Regions from separate parts of the Mus musculus genome. Here regions 1 and 2 are each linked to region 3. Evidence: chromatin contacts called from ENCODE Hi-C or POLR2A ChIA-PET data. All regions are on one chromosome and are shown on one strand. The core of a region is the stretch at or near the end of the contact, and the rest is flanking DNA. Distances in the headings are between cores, read along the strand shown. Region 1 has its middle 240 kb from the start of Tns3. Region 2 overlaps Tns3 (tensin 3). Region 3 overlaps Tns3 (tensin 3).

Region 1 (3,852 bases), core at 598-3,097, 57 kb before region 3:
ACAGGGGAACGCCAGGGCCAAGAAGTGGGAGTGTGGGAGGGAGGGGAGTTGGGGGGGAGGGTTTGGGTGACTTTCGGGGTAGCATTGGAAATGTAAATGAAGAAAACACCTAATTAAAAAATAATAATAATAAAAATTTAAAAAATAAATAGTCAATCAAAAATAATAATAATAACTTCTTCTGATACGTGGCTATAGCAGCTCATATAGCAGTTCTAGGTTGGAACTTACTATCTGAAGCCACCTGGATCCATGTTCCCAGCCAATGGTCACTCATATTAGGCTTGGAATAAATGGTCTCCTTTCCTTCCAAGGACAGAGCTGTGTTTTTAGCGGACACACCATACACAATTAAAGGCTGCAGAGCTGCTTTCCAGGACCCATCCATCTATACACACATTCCTCTTGTTTCTTAAACCAACACCAACTGGAAAAGCATCTGTGGATAAAATTTGTTTTCAGCTGAGTTAAAAGCATAGGTCCCCCAAAAATGGCCTGCTCGGGACCATAATCCCTGCTAGGCTGTCAGCAGGGGGGAGAGCTTCAACAGATGTCACCATCCCCAAGGCCTCCGGAGCTCATCGCGCTGTTAAAGGTCTCCTTCACAGGGGATGTCTATGGAAGTCGGGCGGCATAGCAACCATTTTACTCACAAGTGTAAAGTGTTAGAGTATTCACAGTTCACTCTCGCCATGGTTTTAGAGCAGGCCCACTATTCCACAGAGAAGGCGCTTTTGTCTGGTCTCCAGATGCAGAAACACACACACACATACACACACACACACACACACACACACACACACACACACACACACAAATACCCAGAGAACTATGCTTCTGCAGAGGTAATGAAGAGGAAATGGGAATACACAAGGGGGTCAGAAACTATACATACACACACATACACACACATACACATACATACATACATACATACATACATACATACACATATGTCATGGCAGACAGAGCTAGCATTCTACCCACAAGGTTAAACTGCTAGAGCATATTCACATGTAACAGACAAAGAACAGCACCCTCTCTCCTTCCCTTAGAAACCTCCACAGAACCTGTTTCAGCTCCCAGGGGACATCCAAGGAAACATGAAAACACGAGGACAGTGCTTTATGTGCTGGCTCGTGTCGGCTACCTCTGTTCTGGGGGCATGGATGATACTGGATTATTTGTGACACTACTTATGAGACCGACCTCAGGTTTTCAGTCTGAATGTTGGACTTTTTGCAACTCCTGCCATAGTTGGGGTGATAACACCACTTGTTGGAAACATTCCCCCCACTCATTTGATTGTCTTCCTGGCTTCCACACGCCCCGTCAGGTTTCATCTGGGACTAACGGGAGGGCTGAGGCCTGCAGTTGTCAATAACTAGGGAGCTCTAAGTCCAGGGTCTACCATGAAGTTCAGGTCCAACCCAGGCCATAAGCAACAGGGCTTCAGTAACTATACTTTTATCCTCTAAGGCAGTGACTCTTAACCTTCCCAGTGCTGCTATCTTTTAATACAGTTCTTCATCTTATGGTGACCCCACTCCAACCATAAAATTCTTTTCCTTACTACTTCATAATTGTAATTTAGCTGCTGTTATGAGTCCTAATGTAAATACCTGATATGCAGAATATCTGATATGCGACACCTGTGAAAAGGGTTGTGACCATCAGGTTGAGAGCCACTTTTCTAAGGGGACTAATATTTGCCATTACACTCATCCTCCCTTTTAAGCTGGCAACAATTTACAGATTATAAAGACACCCTGCTGTAGGAAGCTATGATAGCCACTAGGGGGCAGGATCACCTCACTGAATTCTCAACAACTGGCTGGCTCCACGCAGCACAAAGCTGGGGGCAGAGGGAGGAGAGCACACTGGTAATGGAGGTTTTGCTTGATTCTTGGCATTAGAAGGCAGCCTGCACTTTGGGGGAAGCCCGGGAAGCGTGCATGCACAAAGAGGCAGGGACTGAGTTCCTGCAGCCTCCTCTGCTGCATTGTTGGTTGTCCTGAGAAGGCAGGATGTAGAAAGCACCGAATGTGAAACAACACATTCGGTGGTGTGAAACAACACATTCTTTGTGTTTTTCCTTTTGCTGGTGGCCAAGGCACAACCCTAAACTTCATGGTCTATGAACGGAGACTGGGCCACTGCCAAGACAGACTGAGAAGCAAGCTACTCAGTGAGCATGACCACCACACTACTTATGCCTTAGAAGCCAAGGCCAATTTGCTGTTTTCAAACCGTTAAAAGCCGGCAGGGCCACTGAACCTGTAGAAAGCTAATCATAAGCCCGTTGTCACTGCAGGAGGTTAGAGATTTATCAGCTCAGAGCACAGAGGAAATTCTTGTTGACTTAGAATTTGAGGTCATATCCTCACCCAGATGGAGGGGAAACATACACGTGTGTGCCCAGGCTAATGATTCCTGGGACTCATCTCAGCGGGTGGCAGCTTGGACACATAAACCAACCAACCATAGTGATGCACTGCACTTAGCAAACAGCAGGCACTTAGCTCGAGTCTGCTCTGCAGACCTAATCTACTCAGTGTAGAGTCAGAACCCAGGAGACCTGGCACGGGGCATGAAACTGCTGAGCCTCTGGTTCTCCAGTATCTGCCCTACAAAGACGCATGCACAGAGCAAGGGTCTGGATGCTCTTTGTCAAAGTGGGGAAGCTTTTAGTGACACAGTGACACTCTTCCTATCCATCTTTGCCCTGCATAACAGGCTGGAAAAGTAGCTTCATTGCACTGATGAGCCAGTCCTGCACGAAGAGGGAAATGCTGGCCAGGCAACACAGCAGATGGATAAAAGATGAGCTCACTTGTCTAGGTAGCCCTGGAATTTAGACCTGGCCTCCTTACGTGCCAGGCTTGAGGGCTCGTCCAGTAAGAAGTGGACAGCCGCAAGCTTCCTTACCCTTAAGTTAAGGAGTTACTGAGACTGTGAAGTCTCTGTACCTCATGAAATGGTGGTAGATGTTTCTAAGACTCTTTAAATGGCTGTCTGAAGTGTTTACAAATAAGAGGTTCATCTCAGGCCCCATACAACACTGAGGGAGCACAATGAATCCAGTATGTGGGGTGAGTAACGAATGGATTGGGGTGGTAGGCCTCCGTGGTGCCCAGCCCAGCCCAGGCTACATCCAGTCATCGCTGTAACACCTTTCATTTCTAGTACAGGCATTTAGACTTATAAATTTCACTCTGGCCACTGCTTTAGCTACACCCCATGGATGCTAGTTTTATTTTCTACGGAACATTCATTTCTATGTGAAACACCAGGCTTCCTTGCCCACTACCTCGGCCCCACACAAACCCTGCTACTTAGAAAAGTGTTCTCTATCTTCCATGTGTGCAGAGACTTTTCTCACCATGGCACTTCATTGATTTCGAGGATAATTCCTTACTATACAAGAATAAACTCTGTTGTATGGCATACATTTGTTGAATTTTGTCTGTCTGACAGCTTGATCTACTTTGATGGCCATTCCATGAGGATTTTGAGAAATGCCCAACTTTACTATTTCTGTGGGTTGTTCTGTGTCAGTCAGAAGCTGCTGGGAGCTTCCGTTGTTTCAGTTTTCCTACATTCTTCCTGACTGCCGCTCCAGCTGTTCCTACCACTGTCTTGGGCAAGTACTTTATTGACTCCACGGCAAATAAAATAATTGTCCTCCAGCAAGTGGTGCCCGACGGCTTCGGTTAATGTTTGTATAATTTACCCCTCTTACACCTTTTGATTCTCAACCATCCAGCGAGACTGATTTGAAGTCTCTTCTGAACAGCATGTGGCTGGGCTATTCCCAGTCAGCCAACTAGTATTTTGACTGGTGAAGTTTGG
Region 2 (4,182 bases), core at 182-2,681, 42 kb after region 3:
ATATCTACTCTAGCCTGTCCGTATCAGTAGACTGCACACCTGCAGATTCCATCAACTTCAGAACACATGGAGACTTTCTTCTCATAGCCATTCCCTAAACACTGTGGAGTACTATTTACATGGCGCTTATATTGTATTAGCAGGTGTGATGAGCAAGCTAGAGATTATTTGAAGTATGTAGGAAATGTTCATATGTTGTATGCAAGCAGTTAACTGTTTCATAAGGTAGCTGAACATCTTCAGATGTCCGTATCCATGCAAGCCCTATAATCATGCCTACATGCTGGTAAACAACCGGACAAGTTATACTATTTAATAATCAACGTAAAAGCGTGAGCTTCTAGGAAGGGAATCGTGGTGCTCAAACCCGCTGATAGTGGCGAGGGCCATGGAAGGGTCTGAGTGGTCTTCTTTACTTGTGCTCTGGGTAAACAGTCTGGAAACCTTGCCCTAACCTTATTTCCTTACATTTGCACAAAGATATCTCTACACCTTCAACTGGATGCTAGGATGATGGAGCCTGGGACCAGGTAAAAAGCTGAGTCTTTAAGCTAAGTAAAGGCAGGCACCTAAGCCAAGGGTGTAGCGCACGCTGCAGTCCCAGCCCTTGGAAGGCTGGGGAAGAACAGTGCCTGAGCTGGGTGAGTCAGCTCTTAAGGACAGTCAGTGTCCACTCTCCTCCTGATGTGCTAGGCACAGACAAGGGAGACCCAGAGTTCCTCTTACATTCTCTAAGAACAGAGCACTCGAACATCCCCAAGAGAAATGGAAGTCCCACTTTGGTCCATCCCGGATAATGCCATGATCTCCATGCCAGCTGAGTGTGATTCCGGGGTCCTAACACTGTCAAGTCACGAACAAAAAGCAAGGAAAGGGTGAGCAGATATGGGTCGCAACAAAAACACAACTGAGGTACAGTGCCGGATGACAGCATGGATGAAGACCTGACCTAGTTCTCAGTCCACAGCATAACAAAGAAAAAACAAACAAACAAACAAACAGAAAATCACAAAAGATTACAGTCACAGATACAACAGAGATCCATTCCCAGGGCCTATGCTGGGGCAGCTTGGGGACACAATCCTACCTTTCACTGGTCACACACAAGTGCCCACTGTTAGAAACAACAAACACCAGTGCTATTTGTGCAACTTCTTAAGGCGGTTTCACCTGTACTCACAAGCCCAGTCACTGGTCACAAAGCCAGCAACCATAAAGACAAAGTACAAGTGGCTGTGGTTTGCCCAGGCAGGGCAGCAAGATGGAGCATGCCAGATGGAAAGATGTTTACAAGCTCTGGACCAAGTGCTGAGACGGGGAGGGGGCAAGCTGGCTCAAGCCCCAGGCTCTCTGCCAGGTTCCTGGCGGGCCTGCAGCAGCGTGAATTCCTGAGCAGGTTATATAAGCTGCAGGGAACCTCCCCGGGGAAGGGCCTTGCACCTGACCACAGCGGACTCTGAAGCAGGATCACAAAATCTGACCTTCTGTGAAAAGCGCTTTGTAAAGACAGGAGCAGTCCACTAAGAAAGGTCAGAGGCAGATATATCAATGTCAGTTTTGCTGTCTCCAGTCACAGCGCCACCTGCTGGTCACCAGCCAAAAGATATAATAGAGAGCTCTGTTTCTCAGGAGTTTCCCAGGCACTTACTAGGCCATTCCCTCTTCGGAACCTGCTCCTTTTTATCTCTGCTACCTGTCTCAGTGCAGAAAAAGAGCAGCAGGTCTGCACACAAGGTAACAGTCACTGAAATGAAGGAGGATTCTGATTGGCTTAAGGGGACAAAGTGCCTCTTTAGAAGCAGTAAGATGGTCTGGAAGCAGCATTCCACCATTACACCCCAAGGGCAGCTTCCTCACACAGAGGACCAGTGACAGGGCAGACACTGGGAGGTAAATCTAGACACATTTTCTGTCCCTTGCAGGGTCCTTTCCAAGTCACAGTGGCTGCCAGATCTCTTGTGAGAAATGTAACCACCAGCATACCTGAGCCTAACACATTTCCCTACCTGCAGCCTTCGGGCTTGTACACTGCACACACAGCACAACATGCCAGGTGGTTACAGGCAGAAGCAAAGGAGGCCCGCAGGTTCCTTTGAGCTAGGCAAGGTTGTAGAGGAGAAATGTGGGGTAAATCCAGAGTTGCCAAAGCCCAGGACACAGGATCGGTGATAGCTCGGCTCACTCACTGTCGTGGGAGCACTGCCAGCATAGAGCATGTTCCAGCATCTTCTCTTTCCTAAACTCTCGAAGTGGGACCAGCAGCGTGGGGCTTCTGAGCTGTGGCACAAGGCGGGCTCCACAGACTAGGATCTGAGAGTTGACTGGGACTCCTGATCTTGCACCCTCTGGGCTGAGCACAGTCGAAAGCTAAGCCATTGCCGTTTGCACCTAACTAGGGAAAAGGGTCTATTCTATTATAACAAGACTTCAGCTCATCTTTGTGCACACACCAGTCTGTCAACTCAGTTAGCTCCCTGCCTGCCCATTCAGCTAATCGAGCACGTGAGTCTAAGCTCCGAGAGCAGGCCCTGAGCTTGTCTCTACTAACTTCCTATGCCAGCCACTTTAGGAACATGAACACCAGTGATGGCCAGTGAGAAACCCCAGCAAAGGTGTCCAGTCACCAACAGCCAACTGTCAATCATACCACACATTCTAGAATACACTCACTGCGGGCTAGCCGATGCCTTTTTATACCCACAAATCAAAAAGCTCTAGGACCACAGAATGTGACTCTACTTGAGATGACACTTTTATGAAGGGCATTTAAATAAGGCCGTCAGGGTTGGCTTGGGTGAACTATAGCTGGCATCCTTGTAAAAAGAGGTTGGGGCTGGGCAGTGGTGGAACACGCCTTTAATCCCAGCACTTGGGAGGCAGAGGCAGGCGGATTTCTGAGTTTGAGGCCAGCCTGGTCTACAAAGTGAGTTCCAGGACAGCCAGGGCTATACAGAGAAACCCTGTCTCGAAAAAGCCAGGGGGCGGGGGGGGGGGGGGGGGAGAGAGGTTAGAGCTTAGGGAAATGATTCTGGTAAGACCACCTACCTATGACATAGGTCAGGAAAGACCAGCCCTGCTAATTACCCTGTCCTTATACAGACTTCAAGCCCCACAAGAACAAGAGAACAGAAATTCTTTCACAAGCCACCCAGTCTGGGGTGAGTGTCCTTTGATCGTGGCCATTCTGTCGGATTACAATGGACTAAAAGTGCTGTCAGATTTCTGACAGGCAGCAGGTCAGCCTCATAGCAGTCACTTCTATGAACTGTGCAAGGAAAAATTACACTGTGATGGAAAAATACCCTTGTCAGCTTCCACGTCTCCCACAGCCTATCTGATAACGCTGAAGAAAAAAAAGTGCAGAGCATACAAAAAAGAATTATAAACACAGGAAGTGTAAATCAAATCAGTATGCAATCCTAAAAATATTCCATGTGAGGAATGGAAACGGGTACAGGAAGGAAATCGGCTTATCGAAACCAAGTATCTCTTGTGGATCTATAATCTCCTCTGTGCCAGCACGGCTAATGGAAATGAGTCACCCAAGAGGAGCTAGCTGGCCTGTGGCATGAAGTTCACCTCCAGAGCCCTCAAGCCTGAATCTCACACATTGTGCACCATAGTTTTCCAGCATAGCTGGCTTCTGTTTCCATAAGAGCACAACTAAGACGCTGTTCCATATCACACCAGGCCCACAAATCCTTGGGAAAGCCATCCCCAGTTCTTACAAAGATCTAACTGCAGCTTCTCTGGAGCTGCACAAACAAGGAAGGGGAGAGAAGCAGCCTGGGGCAGGAGGGCGAGGGCTCCAACACCAGATCAAAGGCAGCTGCCAGGCGTCTAGGGAAGGCTCTGCTCCAAAGGGTCTTAGCAAGTCAAAGAGGCAAGCACACAGATATGGCACCACAGCTATTATGGGTGGAGAGGCTACCACCACTGAGCTGGGCAGTGGAGGAGGGTCTATGCTCAAGTTTCTCTTTTCTAAACCTGAATTAGACAGGAAGAGGACCAGGAGGCTTGAGGGCCTAGTCAGAGGCAAAGAGAAGATTCTAGAAAGTAAGCAGAGAAGCCCCTGAGAGAACAGATGCCAGGCAGGCAGCAGCCAGAGCATTTGGGGATATACCAACCTGTATTATGGGTTACGTCTGTAGCCCCTAAACTCCATGGAGACAGTAGGAGAAT
Region 3 (4,120 bases), core at 1,608-4,107:
TGCCCTGCCAAATTCTGATGAGAAGCCTTAACTACCTTGGAGTCTCTTGTCTGAGGATCTCCTTGGGGTCATCATTTGCATGAGGGCCCTGAGTGGCAGACTAGAAGTCAGCAATAGCTGTTGGCTGTACGTCCATCTGCAGAGCCCTGCTAGGGTCAGGCCGATGCTTCCTAACCTTCACATCCCACCTGTATGCATTTCACCCCCATTCTACAGATAAGAGCTTTGAGGCTCCAATGGCCTCAAATGATGTACCCCCTCTATTGCCATATCTGGGATTATGTGGCCCCCACCCAGGCCCTCTGGCCTGTGCTCCCTCTCAATCAGAACCCCTGTCTGTCACTTAAGAACCATTTATATCAGCCGAGGAGGTCAGCCAAAGGCAGAGAAGTTTCAGTGACTGGTGATGTTGTGCAAGGACATGGCATAGCCACTTCCCTAAGCATAAAGACAGGAAAACAAGTGGCGCTGAGAGGAGATGGGCACAGGACCAGCACATACCTCTTTGATGTCTTCAGGAGAGGAAAATGATCCCAGGCTTGGGGCTGGGTCCACTCCAGCCTTTCCCCATCCACACTTAGAGAAGGTCACCTGGCTCGCAGCATCATTGTCATACTGCCCGATGCTCAGCTTACGAAGCCGTCCCCCAATGGGGTCATCACCTGAGGAGCCAATGAGGAGGAAAAACAAATGGGTACGATCCTTACAGCAGAGACCTCTGATAAAACCCATCTTAAACTATCCCCGGACAACGTCGTCACTAGTCAGCCACTCTACACGGACAGGAGGACTGCTATGGGCAGGCTATGGGATGCCCAGAGACAAGTCAGAGCACTCCATCCAGAAAGGGCAAGGCAGGTGCCAGAACTCAGCCCACAATGCTAGGACAGTAGACTATGGCTAAGCTCAAGTTCAGAGAGAACCAGCTAAGATCCAGCCCCAGGCCTGTTATAAGAAGGTGAGCACCCGCAGTGAGCCAGGCATGAGGCTTTGTTGTGGCAAACTGAGTCTTCACATGGGGGAACACTAAGAATGAACATTTAACAACCCAGTGCCAGAATCTCCACAGGCATTTACTCCTGACCCAGGGGTACCTGGTTCCTGCTCTTAGCCAAGCCTGATCGTCTTGTTGGGCAGAAAAATAGGTCTTGGCTAGCTGGTTAGCTTTTTAAACTTTCTTCCAGGGAATTCTTAAAATTGGGCAATAGGGGTTACCTGCAGCAGCCTACAAAGGTGATAATGTTTCAAGTCACAATGCAGTCTTTCATAACAAAGGAGGATTTGTTGGCAGTCTAGGCTTAAGCTAAAAACACAAAATCCCTACAAATATGGAGGGGCGAGCATGTGACTCCATGAAGCAGGGCCACCGTGGGTTCAAAGTCAGTCTGGACTAGGTGCTGAGAAGCTATCTCAAGAACAGTAACTAAATGGGGGCTGAGGAGATGGCCCCATCTGTAAAGTGTCTGCTGCACAGGGAGGAGACTTCACACAAGGTCACCAAAATTCACTCTCAGAGAGACAGGCGGCCATCCTAACTCTCAAGATGTGTGGTCCTGGGATGGAAGTCGGACACAGCAGGACTAACAAGGCTTAGTGAGAGAAAGTCTTAGGGGACAGCAGCAGCCTTAGATCCAAGGTGCCTGCATCCGCCCCAGCAATGGTGACAAAGAAGACAGGTCAGAAAGAGTAGGAGTACCCATGGAGACTGCTGAGCAAGCAGGCCTTTCTTCATGAAAGGTCCATAATCCACTCATCACTGAAGTGGTGAGCAGCAGCCCAGTTTCGGAGCTGAGAGTTCACTCTGCATCACTCAGCAAATCAGTAAACAGCCATGTATCAGTGTCAGAGGTGCAATGGCAAATGCTTTAGGGTACCAAAGAAAGAAGACAATGGCACCAAAATATTCAAAATCCAATCTCTGGGATGTGGAATTCCAGACAAGGGCTTATATCTTCTATGGATGTCTCCATCTTTTTCAAGCTTTCAAACTACAATTCTTTTTCATAATTTTATTCTTAAAAACTATACTATAATTATATCATTTCCCCCTTCCTACACTTTGTTCTTATTCAAATCCATGGTCCCTTTTTCTTTAACTGCTGATATATAATACATGTGCATATAGTATATACATACACACACACATATTCCTAAATACATAGAACAACCTGCTTAGTCCATATGTTAACTTGTATTTATATATTTTCAGGGCTGACCATTTGCTATCTGATAAGCATTTCCATGCTTTTTCCTGGTGACTTTCTCTCTGCTCTCAGCAACCCTCAGCTGCCTGCAGTTCTCTGTGCAGGGCTGAGACCTCCTGAGCTCTCCCTATCCATGTTAACATGTCTACTGGCATTACCTGGCCAGGTCATGTTTAGGCCACCATGCTGATAAGAGTTCGAGTATGACTTCTCTGACATTTCTAGAAGATACTATCTCTTAGCAAAGTTCTGGTTCCTTTGTCTGTATCTTTTATGTTTTCAGACATAGACACCAGAGCCTCAGAAGAAAGGTGGGCTAGGGACTACCCACAGAAAACCATAGGCACCTCCATTTCAGCCTGACACCTCTCACCACGCCAGGGCCTCTTAGCCACTGTTCCCAGATAGGAAAGACACAGAAGCAAGCAGACATTTCTACTCACACCCTAGTTATCTTGAGATCTGGAAGGAGGCTGGCTGCCACAGGGACATTTCTCTATGGGTGTCATGTACTATCTCTGGTGCCTGCCAAGCTGGTCGCCCCCTTTAGAAAGACTGAAACAGAAAGCATGGCGTCTCTGCACTGCTGCCTCTCTGGGGCTTGGATTCCTTACAGAAGATAGATGTGGAGGTAGCCACGTGCCCAGGCATGGTGCCGATCCCTGCGATCATGCCTAGATCTCAGCTCTCATGTCCATCCCAATGAGGACTGGGTGTCTTGGGAGTGGGTGAGAGACAGGAGGGCAGGAGCCAGAGGGTAGCCTCCCTTTGCCAAACACAGGTTCCCGACCCTCCCTTCCCTGGGAACAGTGCCATACTGTGAGGAAGACACATGGCTTTTTGTTTATTTTTCCACTCTAGGCTCAATGTGTGAGCATCTGCAGAGTAATAAATCCTTGATGCTCACTAGGTTACACTCTTCATTAACATAAATCCACCTGCACACACAGCCACCGCTATGTACCACCCTTTGTCCTCCCCTGCTCAGGGGGTGTCCCTGGGGCTATCTTATCTGCAATCTCCTAGCAGGACTCCAGGGGCTAGGGATGGGAGTCGGGGGCTGCATCACGGCTGCTGTTCCACATCTGCAGAAACGGCAGAGCATGGGTTTACACTATTGACTTCAGATTGCCAGGGTAAAGCTGACTTGATGAGCGTGGGCAATCTGAATAGCAAAATAACTGTTGGGTCAAGGAGGAAGTAGGTAAACCCTACTCTCTGAACACTGCATATAATTCATGCCATACGGGTAGCCACAGCAATATTTATTTCTCACTTTCCAGAAGAAACCAGGAAAGGAGGAAAAACAAAATAAAACAAAAAGACTTCATGGGAGCAGGGGATGCTGGTGGATTCTCTAAGGACACGACTGACGCTGGTTTGATATGCAAGAGAAGCTGGGCTGGGCTGAAGGAGCCCTCTCTGGGTTCTGGGCAGCCTCACACTCACACCAATCCCTTCTGGGTTCTGAGAACACCCAAGGGAAACAGGGACCAAATCAAGCTCAAGGGAACCTTTACAGGCACAGGGCCTCTCCTATAACTGTGGCAGGCCCACCTGTGCCTGCTGGGGCCCAGTTGGCTCCCTTCCCACCAGTACCTGCTGGGGCCCAGTTGCTGTGGGGAGCTACACCTACTTCCAGCAGGATCCCTGCCAGTGAAGAGGAAACCTGAACCAGCCCCTGGCACTTTCAAAAGCTCAGGAAGCTCAGAATGCACCAGGACACTTAAGGCCTACGGGAACACGGAGTATTGGCCTGTCATTATGCCAATGAGTCTTGTTCCAGGAACTCTCCATGCAGCCAGGCCCCCTATGGAGGAGGGGCAACCAGAAAAACCAAGTGGCAGCACTGACTGGACGCCCCACAGCCCACCAACTGTTATCAGTACCTCTGAGCATTCATTTGTCTTTGCACG

The links. Hi-C counts contacts between places; a loop is a spot of excess contacts on that map. ChIA-PET counts read pairs that join two places held with the same protein, here RNA polymerase II (POLR2A).
Region 1: POLR2A ChIA-PET joins it to region 3 with 16 read pairs in Patski. The contact joins two enhancer-like sites. A Hi-C loop is called at or near these places in 1 of 37 maps with a recorded cell type or tissue (gastrocnemius). POLR2A ChIA-PET finds 5 or more read pairs at or near these places in 2 of 5 experiments (Patski and embryonic stem cell).
Region 2: a map of gastrocnemius shows a loop between it and region 3 (5-fold over the local background). The contact joins two enhancer-like sites. A Hi-C loop is called at or near these places in 4 of 37 maps with a recorded cell type or tissue (gastrocnemius and heart). POLR2A ChIA-PET finds 5 or more read pairs at or near these places in 2 of 5 experiments (both embryonic stem cell).

What each region holds. Positions count from the first base shown.
Region 1 is chr11:8,422,609-8,426,460 of GRCm38, forward strand. No RefSeq gene overlaps it. Among named protein-coding and RNA genes, the nearest start is that of Tns3, 240 kb to the right of the region's middle. Within about 2 kb of position 1,848, at least 1 of the 3 ENCODE cell types and tissues checked has a DNase peak (open chromatin) inside an H3K27ac peak, as active enhancers do.
Region 2 is chr11:8,522,439-8,526,620 of GRCm38, forward strand. All of the region lies in intron 13 of Tns3 (tensin 3), which reads right to left. Among named protein-coding and RNA genes, the nearest start is that of Tns3, 140 kb to the right of the region's middle. Within about 2 kb of position 1,432, at least 3 of the 3 ENCODE cell types and tissues checked have a DNase peak (open chromatin) inside an H3K27ac peak, as active enhancers do; they include gastrocnemius, where a contact is called at or near this core.
Region 3 is chr11:8,479,004-8,483,123 of GRCm38, forward strand. It overlaps Tns3 (tensin 3), which reads right to left. Exons shown (of 31, transcript NM_001083587.1): 18 at 502-662. Among named protein-coding and RNA genes, the nearest start is that of Tns3, 180 kb to the right of the region's middle. Within about 2 kb of position 2,858, at least 1 of the 3 ENCODE cell types and tissues checked has a DNase peak (open chromatin) inside an H3K27ac peak, as active enhancers do; it is gastrocnemius, where a contact is called at or near this core.